Regions from separate parts of the Homo sapiens genome. Here regions 1, 3, 4 and 5 are each linked to region 2. The links are chromatin contacts, found by Hi-C or POLR2A ChIA-PET in ENCODE. All regions are on one chromosome and are shown on one strand. Each heading gives the region's core, a stretch centred on a gene start or an enhancer-like site at or near the end of the contact. The rest is flanking DNA. Distances are from core to core; before and after follow the strand shown.

The links. Hi-C counts contacts between places; a loop is a spot of excess contacts on that map. ChIA-PET counts read pairs that join two places held with the same protein, here RNA polymerase II (POLR2A). Pooled maps may share reads with other maps.
Region 1: a map of B cell shows a loop between it and region 2 (15-fold over the local background). The contact joins the promoter of ZNF287 here to the enhancer-like site in region 2. A Hi-C loop is called at or near these places in 1 of 168 maps with a recorded cell type or tissue (B cell) and 7 of 50 pooled maps. POLR2A ChIA-PET finds 5 or more read pairs at or near these places in 2 of 52 experiments (both activated naive CD4-positive, alpha-beta T cell).
Region 3: a loop to region 2 is called in a pooled map, with 17 times the contacts of the local background. The contact joins the promoter of ZNF624 here to the enhancer-like site in region 2. A Hi-C loop is called at or near these places in 1 of 37 single-sample maps with no recorded cell type and 10 of 50 pooled maps. POLR2A ChIA-PET finds 5 or more read pairs at or near these places in 1 of 52 experiments (HEK293).
Region 4: a loop to region 2 is called in a map of endothelial cell of umbilical vein, with 3 times the contacts of the local background. The contact joins two enhancer-like sites. A Hi-C loop is called at or near these places in 1 of 168 maps with a recorded cell type or tissue (endothelial cell of umbilical vein) and 10 of 50 pooled maps. POLR2A ChIA-PET finds 5 or more read pairs at or near these places in 1 of 52 experiments (WTC11).
Region 5: a pooled map shows a loop between it and region 2 (3-fold over the local background). The contact joins the promoter of ADORA2B here to the enhancer-like site in region 2. A Hi-C loop is called at or near these places in 1 of 168 maps with a recorded cell type or tissue (PC-9), 5 of 37 single-sample maps with no recorded cell type and 11 of 50 pooled maps. POLR2A ChIA-PET finds 5 or more read pairs at or near these places in 1 of 52 experiments (BJ).

What each region holds. Positions count from the first base shown.
Region 1 is chr17:16,567,779-16,570,478 of GRCh38, reverse strand. It overlaps ZNF287 (zinc finger protein 287), which reads left to right and starts at 1,275. Exons shown (of 6, transcript NM_020653.4): 1 at 1,275-1,527; 2 at 2,550-2,700. RefSeq lists enhancers at 1,211-1,710, 1,711-2,212.
Region 2 is chr17:16,286,375-16,289,074 of GRCh38, reverse strand. The region is part of intron 2 of PIGL (phosphatidylinositol glycan anchor biosynthesis class L); the gene reads right to left. Among named protein-coding and RNA genes, the nearest start is that of MIR1288, 5.7 kb to the right of the region's middle. RefSeq lists enhancers at 749-798, 819-868, 1,129-1,258, 2,343-2,700. Within about 2 kb of position 1,259, at least 26 of the 41 ENCODE cell types and tissues checked have a DNase peak (open chromatin) inside an H3K27ac peak, as active enhancers do; they include B cell, PC-9 and endothelial cell of umbilical vein, where a contact is called at or near this core.
Region 3 is chr17:16,652,558-16,655,257 of GRCh38, reverse strand. ZNF624 (zinc finger protein 624) reads left to right here and starts at 1,408. Exons shown (of 6, transcript NM_020787.4): 1 at 1,408-1,494. It overlaps LOC124903934 (a long non-coding RNA gene), which reads right to left and starts at 1,366. Exons shown (of 4, transcript XR_007065639.1): 1 at 1,288-1,366; 2 at 60-1,174. RefSeq lists a silencer at 1,499-1,698 and an enhancer at 1,654-2,164.
Region 4 is chr17:16,026,998-16,029,697 of GRCh38, reverse strand. TTC19 (tetratricopeptide repeat domain 19) reads right to left here. Exons shown (of 10, transcript NM_017775.4): 10 at 294-2,324. The coding sequence ends at 2,176. NCOR1 (nuclear receptor corepressor 1) reads left to right here. Exons shown (of 46, transcript NM_006311.4): 46 at 1-541. Among named protein-coding and RNA genes, the nearest start is that of TTC19, 29 kb to the right of the region's middle. RefSeq lists a silencer at 1,462-1,511. Within about 2 kb of position 1,422, at least 8 of the 41 ENCODE cell types and tissues checked have a DNase peak (open chromatin) inside an H3K27ac peak, as active enhancers do; they include endothelial cell of umbilical vein, where a contact is called at or near this core.
Region 5 is chr17:15,943,761-15,946,460 of GRCh38, reverse strand. It overlaps ADORA2B (adenosine A2b receptor), which reads right to left and starts at 1,331. Exons shown (of 2, transcript NM_000676.4): 1 at 878-1,331. The coding sequence starts at 1,212. RefSeq lists an enhancer at 514-1,328 and a silencer at 1,156-1,775.

The DNA.
Region 1 (2,700 bases), core at 26-2,525, 280 kb before region 2:
GAGCCACCGCGCCCGGTCCAACTTTCTTTTTGTTAAAATTTTCCTGGTGTGGTGATATTAAGAGTCTTTGACAGTCCTCCTCCACCCTCACAGGATTCTGCCTCCATTTGATTCTCTGTAGGCTTGTGATTGCTTTGACCAAGAGTCTGACAGAATTGGTGTTAGGTGACTTCCAAGGCCATGTTATAATTGGCCATGGCGCTTCTCTCTTGTTCACTGGAATGCTCACTCTTGGAGCCCAGAGCCACCATGTAACAAGTCCAGCTGCCCTCAGTCCTTTATGCTGGAGAGACCACATTGAGGCACTCTGGTCAAACACAAGCCGAGTTCATCTTTTAGCCCATCTCCTCCCAAGCAGTAGACATGTGAGTGGAAAAGCCATCTTGGAAGCGGGCCCTCCCAGCCATCAAATCATCCCAACAGAGGCTACAGACATAATGAGGCAAAGGCCCACCCACTCAGTTCCCCTTTCAAATTCCTCACCATGAAATTTATGAGCATAATACGGTGATTGTCCTTCAAAACCACTAAGTTTTGGGGTGGTTTGTTAATAGAACAGTAGATAACGGGAACACCTTGAATATGTTTTTCTATGCTTTTATTTTTCCAGTGTTTTATGTATTTTTGTTTTGTGTCTCTTAGAAATAACAGCTACTCGGGAGGCTGAACCCAGGAAGTTCAAGTGAGAATCACTTGAACACAGGAGAATCACTTGAACCCAGGAGGCGGAGGTTGCAGTGAGCCGAGCTCGCACCATTGCACTCCAGCCTGGGCGACAGAGCGAGACTCCGTCTCAAAAGAAAAAAAAGAAAGAAAGAAAGAACATGGGTTTTTTTCCCCCAATCTGAGAGTCTCAGAATCAAATTCCTGAGGAGGAAGTGAAAACCTTTCACAGTTAGTATGTATGCACAGTAAAGCCCGAAACCGCACATTAAGTCTTTCTGCCTTTAGACCCACATCTTCCCTGCCCATTCTTCCTCTAGGAAATCTGGCGCCCAGTTTTCTCTGCGTAGTTGGCGCGGGGCTTCAACTCCCGGCGCTCCTCCAGCTACTGGCACCTCCCTGGCCTCCAAGACGTCTACCAGACCTGCGTCTGCCCGGGGAAACTTTGAAGTTCCCTTCGGAACCTCGCAGGCTGACAAGCAAGTCAGAGCGATGGGTGGAGGAGGTTGCCATGGAGACAGGTCCAGGGCCAGAGGCGCGGGAGGGGGAGGCGGCAGCTTGGGCTCCGATTGGCTCTGCGGGCGCGCAGCGTTCCTCTGGCGCACATGCGCAGTGACGCCGAGGCGAGGTCGCGGCTAAGCAGAGGCGCCGGGGTTTCTGGGCCGGGCTTCTCAGGACCGGGCTGGAACGTGCAGCTCCTGGCCGGGACACTCTGTGCTTTGCGGGGAAGGGAAGTGGCGGAGCCCGAGGATCCGCTGCCGCTCGGGACTGAGCCCGCCACGCAGGCGCCTGTGCCAGCGTCGCCATTGTTGCCTGTGGCCTTAGGGCCGCTCCGGCTGCCCGTCGGCCGGGTCCCAGCGACAGGTATTGATGTCCGGGCGCAGCGCGCGAGTGTCCGCGCGATCAGTGACAGCCCGAGCCCGTCCACGCGCGGGCTCCCGTGCTCGTGGCTTGCGGGAGGGCAAAGACGGGGTGGAGGCTGCTGTGGGCCCAGTCCCAGCGTTGCGCGTCGCACGGTCCCCGACTCCCCCGCTGCCCTCGACCTCGACCCTGCGGCTGAAGAGGAGTAAGAGGCAGAGGGACTTGGCCGGGAAGGGGAGGCGACAGGAGGCAAGGCAAGGCTGTCGCATCACCTCCGCAGGGCCTTGTAAACAGTTGTCTTTGGTGGCACGACTGTGCCTCAGCAGGGCTCGGAGCTGGAGCCTGGGGAGAGGTGGTGTCGGTTCTCCTCCAGATCAGGCCGGTTCTAAGGTTTCCTTCGAGAATCCTGGTTTCGAATATATCCCTAAAGAACTGTCTCCTATAGAAGCACTTAAAGGACTTGAAGTCACACCAACCTCTTCACTCTTTTCCAGTCCAACCCGCTGGTCTTCCCAACCCTCTGATAGTGAAAGGCTAGAATCGGCTGGCATTAACATGCAACGCAGATAAATGGCTCGCCCTTTCCCCTGACAGTTCCCTTGGGAACCTTGAGCACTGTATTAAGAAGAAATTCTCCTAGTTTCTTCCAAGTAACAGATTCACTTTGTTATTGTTGAGAGTCCGTTCAGTCATTACAGCTTCTGTAACATCAGTGACTAAAATAATGAAACTATTTTCTCTATAAAAATGTTTAATTTTTGTTACAACAGGTTAGAGGTTTAATCTGTTGTTTGGCTTAGATTCGAGTCATTGCCTCTGACACTACCTTTTTAATAGCAGCTCCATCCCCCACCAACCCCAAGCAGATGGCAGTTCCCTTACAAGTCTAAGGATATAGGGGAGGAAGACAAGGTAAAGCTTATGTGTGTTCATCTATGCACACTGCGAGTCTGTTTCTGTGTGTGTATATGTATAGTAGAGTACACCAGGGATTCTTGACCTTGTGGTCCATGCTTGTGTTTCAGGGTCTCTTATCCATCCCTGCAAGTTCTGGGCTCAGAATTTGTCACTAAGGCTGCTAACTCTACCTTGATTCTGTTCTGCCCTCGGCTGCAGCAGCCTTTGATATAGTGTCCTTGTGACTCTAGCATGAGACTTCAAGCAGTTGGCTCACTA
Region 2 (2,700 bases), core at 10-2,509:
TATAAAAGACAAGCTCTGAAATATCCGGTAAGGTTGTACCTTGCACCTAGACCTTTGAATACAGAGACCTGTGGTCTTTGCACTCCATCACTTTACATCTCAAATCAGTCAGGTGGTGTTTCCTGATAAGAAGCCAGCAAAAGAGAACTGAGAATAAAAGGCAAAACTTTCAAGATGGTTCACAGGGGAAATCTAGGACTACTTAAAACATTAAAGAGACCTATTAAAGAATTTTTAGCTAGGTGTGGTGGCTCACGCCTGTAATCCCAGCACTTTGGGAGGCTGAGGTGGGCGGATCACCTGAGGTCAGGAGTTTGAGGCCAGCCTGACCAACATGGAGAAACCCTGTGTCTACTAAAACTACAAAATTAGCCGGGCACAGTGGTGCGTGCCTGTAATCCCAGCTACTCAGGAGGCTGAGGCAGGAGGATTGCTTGAACCTAGGAGGCAGAGGTTGCGGTGAGCCAAGATCGCGCCATTGCACTCCAGCCTGGGCAACAAGAGCGAAACTCCGGTTTCAAAAAAAAAGAAAAAGAAAAAAAAGAAAAGAAAAAAAGAATAATAGTAATAGGCTGGACGCAGTGGCTCACGCCTGTAATCCCAGCACTTTGGGAGGCCAAGGCGGGTGGATCACGAGGTCAGGAGTTCAAGACCAGTCTGGCCAACACGGAGAAACCCCATCTCTACTAAAAATACAAAAATTAGCTGGGCGTGGTGGCAGGCACCTGTAATCCCAGCTACTCGGGAGGCTGAGGCAGGAGAATAGCCTCAACCTGGGAGGTGGGGGCTGCAGTGAGCCGAGACTGAGCCACTGTACTCCAACCTGGGCAACAAGAGTGAGACTTCGTCTCGAAAGAAAGAAAGAGAAAGAAAGGAAGGAAGGAAGGAAGGAAAGAAAACAGGTAATTTAGAAAAGAAGAAATGCAAACGGCCAACATATATTCCTTCTGCTTCTCAGAAAGAATCAAATAAATGCAAAATTAAAGCAAGATGTCTGTGTTGGAGAAAGACACAGAGAAAGGGGCACTGTTATGTACTGCTGTTATGAGTTTAAATTGCTACATCTCAAGAAGAAGGTAACTTGCCTATATGTGAATATCTGTGCCCTTTGACCCTGTGTTTCTAGAAATCTAACCTAAGGAAATAATTAGAGAAGCCTAAAGGCCAACGTCAGCTCAGGCAGAGAGATATCACTTTCACCGCAATTGGAGTGGAAAGAGGTCGGCAGTTCTGTTGCTCTGCACCAGGGAGCAATTTCTCTAACTTCCTGAATTGTGGCTTATGAAATATGCTAAAGATAACACAAGAGTTTTTTTGGGCATGTTCAGAGTAAGAGCAAAGAAAGCACAGATACACCCACGGTAAGGAATGTCAACGTATAACAGGACAAAAAAACCCTAGTCACTAAACTTTAATTTTGCTTCTGACTTCTCAGTCAAAAAGAATGAGACTTAGACGAAAGAGGAACAGAAATATATTTAGAGGAATTGAATTTTGAAAACAAAAATAAGTCTGTGAGAGAACTTCTTAAAGGGCTCTGAATGTATTCGAGTCTCAGCTCCCCTAGGAAGAAGGCTTAGTGTGTACTTTATTGGGGACTGTGACCCCAGGAGCAGAAGCCACTGACAGATGGAGAAGGCAGGGAAGCAGGGATGCTCTACTGATGTGGCCCTACTTATGGGCACTGGCTGTGTGTTCCCACAGGACTGTCTGAAAGTTGTAAGAAAATCATCTTACAACTGTCCATCTTCCCAGGAAGATAAAGAAGGAAGTATTTATCTCCATAGGCTGTTAGCTCTCTAATCTTTCAGAGTTGAGCCCGCTTGGGGACCCCCGGGCAATCGCAAGCCCTGGGGCAGACAGCAGGAGGAGCAGTGTGGGCCTGAGGCGAGAGGCTGTGAGCTGGAACCAGCCTGCGGCTTCTCGGTGCCTGCGCAGCCATGGCTGGAGAAAGGCATCTGGAGGGGTCCCCAGGGACCCACACCACCAGAGCGGGGCTCCGAGAGAATGAAATCATTGTACATTTAAGTGATCTGGACTAAGCACACACTATGTGCCAAACAGAGGGCTGAGTTTTAGGGATATAAACATGAATACAAGTCATGGTCCCTTCCCTTAGGAAGCTTAGGGCCAATGAGGCAGAGGTTCGGACTGCTGCAGGATGAGCAGTTTGCTGCGGGAAGGAGAGATGGGCAGGGGAAGAGGTGAGGAATCCAGGCAGGTTCGGGGTACCATCAGTCAGTGGCTATTGAAGCACATGAGGCACCTCATTAACATGATGGCATTGCGCGTCTGGCTCTGAGGAGAGACTACTATTTTGGAAGCTAAGAACACAACAGAAGAAGCCAACTCTTGCCAGTCTTTTAAGTGTGACTCGTAGAAGCCCGACGACTCCTTCCCTGGGGTGTATTTAGCAAACACAGTGTTAATACCTCTGGAAAAGGCCCCAAACTCGAAGTCCCGCCCTAGACCTTAATGTTCAGGAAACAAGCCAGGCTAAAAGCGTTCATTAAAATAACGTTGTGGTTTTTTCCCCCACTGGCTGAATATCCTCAAACAGTGACCTTTCCTACACATTCTAATGAGTCACACTGGCCGGCACATTTTAGTCGGGAGAGTCATGGAAACCCTTTGTGAAAATCTGTGGGGTTGTGGGTCCGTTCAGTCACCAGGTGCTGGTGAGGGAAGCCCCCCTTCTTT
Region 3 (2,700 bases), core at 159-2,658, 370 kb before region 2:
TCACTACAAATTGAACAGTGTACTCCTACCAAAATTAAGAAATAAAACACTACCAATACCTTTGAAGTCACCTGTGTGTCTGTCTTTCCTGGACTTTATCCCTGTAGAAGTAATAATCTACCCTAAATATTGTGTTAAACATTTTTTTTTAATAGTTTAACGAAATGTGTATGTTTCTCTAAACTTTCCTGGTGGCTTATTTTACATTCTGTTGTTTGTTGATAATGTTTTTAATTCCATCTATCATGTCCTTAAACATTTTAAATGTAATAATTTTAAATTTTTAATCAAATGAGCTCTGCCTCTGAAGTTTTGGGGGATATATTTCTGCCGTTTATTGTTTGTGCTGATTTTCAGTCACAGTGTCTTATTTTATTATTTGTTTTGTAATGTTTAAGTTTTGGACTTCTGTTTGGCTCATCTTCATCTGTGGGGAATGTGAGGGAACTGGGATCTCCAAAAGACATTTGCTTAGTTTCTAATTTCAGAGTGTATTGAATAAATATTTTGAGTAATCTTTTTCACTGGAAATTTCGTTTTATTCCAGTCCTCCTGTGAATATCCTGTTGTTTTGATTACTCTTCAATGCCACTCTCCTTAGAAGATGTACCTCATTCCGTGTGCATTTCGATATGTGGAAGTGTGTTGGGAGGTGGGGTCCCAAATTATTCATTCATTCTTCCTTCGTTTCATTCAGTATGCAAGCAGTCTCCTAAGTAGGCACTCTGAGTGATAAACTCCATGAGATGTAGTTTCTATCCTCAAAAAATACCGCCTTTGGTAGGGATAAAGTAAATAGACCTTAATATAGCTCTTGGACGAGCAGCCCTTGAATAAGTGGTCAAATAAATTTGTTGCAAATAAATACTTTCAGTCATTGTGTTTTAAGAATTATCATTTGTATGCATTGAGGAGAACTTCTACAGCTATTTGTCTTCAGAAAGGTTTTTTCTTTGTATTTCGAAGAATTTTGGCCTTAAAATTTCCAGCTTATTTTCAGACATTCATATCCATTCTACTTAATTGGCATTATAGTCATCAATTGTTGTCTCTTCCAACTCTGAGGGAATTGTCATAAAGGGAATTGTTCAGAAATATGTGTTTCCAAGCACTTGTTCACATATTTGTCTGGATCACATCTATCTGTTCTCTCGACGGCTTTCTTTAGTCGCACCTAAATGTTCCAAGACAAGGGTTGTGTCATTATTTGTATCTCTAGTGCTATTGCTTTTGACACATAGTCAAGGCTTCTCAACAGAAGTGTATCCAATTGGAATTTTTTCTCACCCTCGAAGAGCCAATTCCTTCACTAACGCAGACAAAAGGGGCGGGGGGCTCAGGCGCTGAGGATTCTGGGCACTGTAGTTCCGACGCTCCGGCTGCGCAGGCGCAATGCCCTGCCTGGAGGCCGGCACCGCCGAGCCGCCGCCATTGCTGGAAGCGTTCCCGCCCTGCTCTGCGAGTTCCCTCAGTTGTCCTCAGTTCGGCCGCCAGGTACTCGTTGTCCCGGGCGCCTGGCCTCGGTTGCCCGCCGCCCCTCCCTTGGCGCTTGGCTCCCGGCGGCGTCCGGGGCGTGGCCGTTCCCTCTAGAGCCCCTGTCCCTGAGCGGACCCGCCCACTCCTGAGAGGCGATTGGGGCTGGGCCTCCTTCCCGAGTGTGGGTTCAGTCTCCAGCTGGCCTCCCTCACAGGTAGGGCCGCGTGCCCTATGCGGCCTCCTAGTCCGGGTCCAAACCCGGGAACCCCCTCCCTGCGGGCCTGGCGGCGCTGGGGTTAAAAAGAGCCGGGCGCAGGGCGCAGGGAGTCGAGTAGGGCGGGCGGGCCCCTGACCCGACTTTCCCGGTCTTCCCAGCCCCGCGCCTTGCAGGCCCTGAGGAGGGCATACCCGAAGTGGGTAGAGGAGAGCAGTTAGGGAAAGAAGGCGAGGTTGGCAGGAGCATATCCGCTCTGGCTTCTGAACTGGCAGGGATGGAACTAGGTTCCACATCGGGGGACCTGCGCTACTCAGTAACCGAGGCAGCTTTTCCTGAAATGTCACATTTCAAATACTGTAATCACCTTTTAATCACTTGTCACTCCCTGACATGACAATGGTATTATTGCATTGGTTGGGAAATGCTGGACTGGTACATGGCGCTGAGATTCTCAGCAAAAACATGGACCCTTCATTATTTCTAAATAACTGCACTGGCCAAGGAAGCAAAACAAGTAAAGTTTCTCCTTAAGTCTCTGGATACGTTTGCAATAGTTGGAAAGACAGAGCTTGTAAATAGGGAAATTATAACTGGGGAATAGTGGCCTAGATATCTTCTGCATAATGACAAAGGGGACAGTAGAAACATATAAGGTGGCTACTGTCATGTACTAATAGCTGATTCGTTGTGCTCAAGTGACTTGCCTGTGGTCACAGTTTTACGGTAGCCAAAGCAGGGTTAGAACCTGGGGATGTGGCCAGCCACTCTGGGATTTTATTCCTATTCCACACTCCTATGTATAGGTAGATACTTCTTCTTGTCTGCTTGGAGAGTACAGAAAAGCAGAAAGAAGGGTAAACATCACAGCCCCAGGTCTCAGAGGTCTCAGTAGAGTTTTGGGTTACTCAGTCTTTTTTTCTATGCATTACATTTGCACAATTGAGATCAAGCTGAATATATTAAATGTTAAATATTGTTTATTCTAATTATAAAATAAAACAAGGGAT
Region 4 (2,700 bases), core at 173-2,672, 260 kb after region 2:
TTAAGTGGTAAGCACAGAGCAGCACTGACAACTTACTGTGGTTCACTGCAAACCAAAACATGATATTCTTTGTAGACTTAGATTTCAGTGTTCTGACACTATATCCTTACACGTGATTTTTTTAGCACCCAGAACTAAATTAAGGTCTTCCTAATACTCTTCATAAAAGTATTCTGACAGCCAGTTTTCCACTGCATGTTTATGACTGCAAATTTCATAATGCTTTTAATTTTGGTACACTGAGTGATTCTATTTTAAAAATATTTATGCCCAGAAAACTCCAGTGACCATTGGACAGTTAAAAAATTTTAATGACACGATTTTAACCAATTCACTTTTGAATTTAGACCAATCAGTAAAGGAGATCAGTCCTCCTTTTGCTTCAGTACCTTATTTTACAACAGTGTAAATGAACTGTAATGAAAACACCCACATGAAGAGACTGTCCTGAAAACTCCTAGTGTTTCCAACAACGAGACCATGAGCTGAGTCACTGTGGATGATTTAAAATTAATAAATAAATAAAACTTGGAATGAAAAACCTTTCAGTAACCCCTGCAGTTGTGAAAAGGTAAAAACATTCTCAATGCAAAAGGTGAGTGGTTGACATTAATTTTTTTAAGAAATCACCATACGTTAATACTGGTTTCTACTGAAACAGTCTGATTTATATTGTATCTTATCTCTCTGAGCTAGACTTGGTAAACGGCATTAGCTGCATGGTAAATAATATGAGATTAGACAGAAAATAGGAAGAAATTTACATCTGCAACATACAAAACTCTAGTTTTAGTCTAATCCCTGAGGATTTGGACCTCAAGGTTTCTGGTGTTTTTATTTTCTTCAGAAAGTTTTTTTTTTTTTTTTTTTTTTTTTTTTGAGAAATGCAAAGATTACTGGGATACATACAATATTGTTGTGTAGTCTCATTTATTATGAAGATTCTTCCAGTATGTACATACGAACCAAAAGTATCAGTTTATCAGTCCCACTCACATCCCACCCCCACAGGCATACCAACAGGGTCAATCTTCCTTCATGGTACCTAGAAAAACTGTCTTTTTCCTTAGGTAAATGGCTAAAAATGTATTCATGACTGCTGCAGTAAGAGCATCCACCTATGTATCTTTACATACTTTGAGACAGTGTGATAAAGCTCTTTCAGCACAGCAGTCTATTCATTCAAAGTCATCTAACCAAATACCTTCCCCCACAGCTAAGAAAGAATCCCAGTGTTTCCCTAGTTTAGAGATGAAGATACTGAAATTGCAAAAGCAAAAAGGCTAGGACTAAGATCCAGGTCAGTAGTTCAGCTATACCAGCAGTACACATTAGAATTACGAAGAGTTTTAAAATATACCTGTAGGGGCCTATTCTGACTCAGAACAGCCTGGGCTGTGTGTCCTTAAAGAGTACTTGAGATGACTCAGTTGTGTGACTAAGGCTGCAAAGGAAGTAGAGTGTTCAGATAACACAGACAAAAGGTTACATCATTCTTAGTTTTTAGTTTTATATAAACACCCCCATTTTTAGTTTTATATAACCAGATAAATATGGTTCACTTTTATTTAAATTCAAATGGGTGCTATACTGTCACGTGCCTAATCCCCACTTTACAACTTCATGCTGGATGCTGGTAGCAAACTAAGATATTTTTCTCTTTTATGTATTAAATTCCACTTGTGCTTCATGAAACAGACTATAAGAACAACAATTCACCATAATCCCCCTTTGCCATGAGGAAGGTAATTCTGGTCAGTTTGCCAGGTATTGATAAAGTAAAGTAAGAGAAGACAGGGCAGCAAATCAGCAGACCAAAAACTTATGGTAGAAATGCCAGGCTGAATCACCACACCCACAGCGCACAGGAACACCAGCCCATATGAATCTACAGTTCTACTTAGACCAGCAGGGACAGCACCAAGTCACGTGTTACAACTGAAAGCATCACTTGACGACATCCTGAAAGGTCATAATCAGTTGGGAATGAAAGTCATTTTTCCTTTAAAATACAAAAATGGCAGTGTGTACAACCCCTCCTTCACTAAGGCTAAATTGAGGAAACCTGAATATCAAAAACGACAGATTTAAGCCATTGATCGGGTGCCACAGAGACAGGAATGATAGCTATTCTTCCACATTACTAGACATTATTCTCCCTACACAAAAATGGATTTAGAGCTTGACAGAATTTGTCAAAGGTCTACTTTTCTTTGACAGCTCAGCCAACTCTTCCCTGATGTGTTGTACAGAAATTTCATCTTTTTTCAGCTTTGCTTGCTTCAGTGCTTCCTGGTAGATCTCTTTTGCTTGTGTATATCGTTCTAAAATAACCCAGAGAGAAGGGACAGTAAGAAGAAAGTGTATGTTTTCAAGGTGATTCTGAAGAGAGAGCATGAATGCAGATATAGGGCTAATTTACTGTGTGCTTATGAAGCGACAAGCTGGTGCTGCCTCATTTCATCCCCATCTGACAGGCTGGAACTCCACTGAATGCTGTGGGATTCCTAACGGCCCTTTCCAGTATATCCTGAGGACTTTGATGAGCCCAAGATTTCATGAATGGTGGTATGTGTAATACACCTGTCATCCCAGGTTTCTGAAAATGATCGGTATAGTGTGCTGACACTAAGAAATGTCTGACAAAATGATACTTCCTGTCATAAAGCTTCACCAGCACACTGTGAGAAACACATTGTA
Region 5 (2,700 bases), core at 82-2,581, 340 kb after region 2:
CAAACTCTCAATGTTGAAGTCATCAGCTCCAACTGGGAATCCACTCTGGTCGCTGGCTGACTCCATCCCCTGAATCCTAGATTTTCTCAGTGTGGGAGAAAGAGTGGACAAGTAAGTTCGCCACCATTTTCTGCACTTCTCAGCCCGCTCCCAACAGGGCAGCAGGAGATAAATAGTTACACAAGGGCAGTGAGGCTGTAAGGCCGTTTGCCAGACACGAGGAAGCATTGTAACTCCTTTTAAAAGTATATAATCTGAGTCCGTAGCGTTCCCCAAAGTTAACGGACACCTTCCCCTGGGATGGGCCGGGCCGCCTCTCCGCAGCAGACACGTTCTGAAGCTGGCTCATGCGTGTCCATTCTGACGGTGCGAATGCCCAGCGTCCAAAGTTGCCTTGCCCTTAGTGGGAACCTCCCGGGCCTCCGGGAGCCGCAGCACTCACGGGACTGCCGCTGCACCGCCGCTGCGGGCGAGTGTTAGGAACGGCCTTCGTGGCAGGAGTGGAGATGTGATCACCAAAACTCCCGCGCCCCGGGCTCCACCCGCCCACGGGGGTGACGCTTTCCCCGGGGGTGACGCTTTCCCCGGGGTTTCCACGGCGCCTCCCCGGGCGCCGGGGACCGCACTCCCCGGACCCCCTAGAGCTGTCCCTACGCAGATCTCCTTAGAGCGACGCGCATCTGGGATGTCTTGGGTGCCCGGGCGCACTGGTCTAGCGTTGCGGGGTGGCCAGGCTGGGAACCAGCCCTCCAAGCGCCCCGCGCGCCCCCAGCCTGGCCCGTCTGGGGCCCCCGAGGGAGGAACCCCGGCCTGGAGAAGACGACCCATTTCGGAGCTCCGACGGGGCCCCGAGTTCGGGCGACGCCGAGCGCCTCACCTGAGCGGGACACAGATGGCCAGGTATCTGTCGACTGCCACGGCCAGAAGGCTGAAGATGGAGCTCTGCGTGAGCACCAGCACGAAGCAGGCGAGGAAGAGGCAGCCGTAGAAGTCAGTGCAGAAGCCCAGGCTGATGGTGATGGCAAAGGGGATGGCGAAGAGCCCCACGGCCACGTCGGCCGCAGCCAGGGACACCAGGAAGTAGTTGGTGGGCGTCTGCAGAGTGTTCGCCGTGCCCACCGCGGCGCACACCAGCACGTTGCCCGCCACCGAAAGCGCGGCGATGACCAGCTCCAGCGCCACGTACAGCGCGTCCTGTGTCTCCAGCAGCATGGCCGGGCCAGCTGGGCCCCGGGCGCCCCCTACCGAAGGCGCGCCGGGCGAGGGGCAGCCGCGTGAGACCCGCCGGGCATGGCCATAGCGCCCGGACCGCGCCTCCGCCTGCCGCTTCTGAGCCTCGGGGCTGGGGCGCTGGTGGCCGGGACCCACGGGTCGGGGCCCCCCGCGGCCAAGAGGCGGCACCCATTGGCCCGCGCGCCCGCCCGTCTCGGGCTGGGCGGAGCACCACCCACTCGCCCGAGCCCAAAGTTCGCGCCCGCGCGGGGCCCCTCCGGTCCAGGCGCCGTGCCGCGTCTTGGTGGCGGCGGATAACTAACAAATTGCCCCAACTTCCCGTCACGCTCGAGCTCGGAGGCTGTGTCCCAGTGCTCGCACTGCCTTCCAGTCCGGGCGACTCCTGGGATGGGGCCGGGCTCTGCCCGGGGCGCCAGCAGGTCCCAGGAGCCGCCGCGAGAGGACCCCCCAGGGCCGCGCAACCCCGGGCGGGGCGAGCTCACTCCAGGCTAACCCTGCGCACCCCGGGCAGGCCGACTGGATGGGGGGCTGCCGGGCAGGCAGGGAGCCGAGGCCGCAGTCCCCGCTCGTGCAGCAGTCTCGGGCAGCGCAGCACCACCGGAGCTGTCTCCAGGCTGCGGGGCCGGACTGCAAGGAGCCCTCGGGGGCTGCAGCCCCCTCCGGCCGCCTCCCAGCGAGGCTCAGCGCTGTTCTCCACCCTCGCCCGCGCCACTGCCCCTACGGCCCCGCTCTGCCTTCTACCTTAAGACAAGCTCGTGGCCGTCCCATCCTCGTCCACCGCCCGAAAATACCAGTGTTCCCCGGGCCCTCTTTTTTCTTTCCTTCACACTCACCCTGGATCGGCACAGGCTCCCGAGGCCTCCCACGTGGCCCTCACACCCTTAACTCCCAAATCTCTTGCTTCAGCCCTAACAGCCTCCTGAGGGCCAGATCCTAACACCCCACTGCCGACTCTCGCCAGGAGAGAGACTGGTGCCCCCAAATCCAACAAGACCAAAACCAAGCTCATCTCTAATTCTCCCCAAACCTGTGCTGCCGCCTTTTCCTGGGACCCTGTTCGTTATTGACCTGGCAACCCTCACCCACCCTAGGAAGTTTGCTGACACCCTGAGCCTTCGCCTTTCTCCACGTCCCAATGATCAGCAGTGCTGCTGGTTCTGCTTCCAGAGACTTGCTTCCTTTTACCCCCAAAGTCCTGCCCCGAGTCCCTCCTCACCACCTGCTTCTACCATCCCTCCCTCTCTGCCTGTGGGTCCTCAGCTTCTGCAGCCCTCACCAACACCATTGTTCTAGAGCACTCCTGGCCACGCTATTTCACCACCCGAAAGCCTTTGCTGACAGTCACCAAAGAGGATGGGTAAGGAGATTTTCCAGCAACAGGAAAAGATGCTTGTAAAATCATGTAAAGCAAAAATCAAAACATGGGGTGACTGCTAAAGGGTAAAGGATTTTGTAAAGGATTTTTTA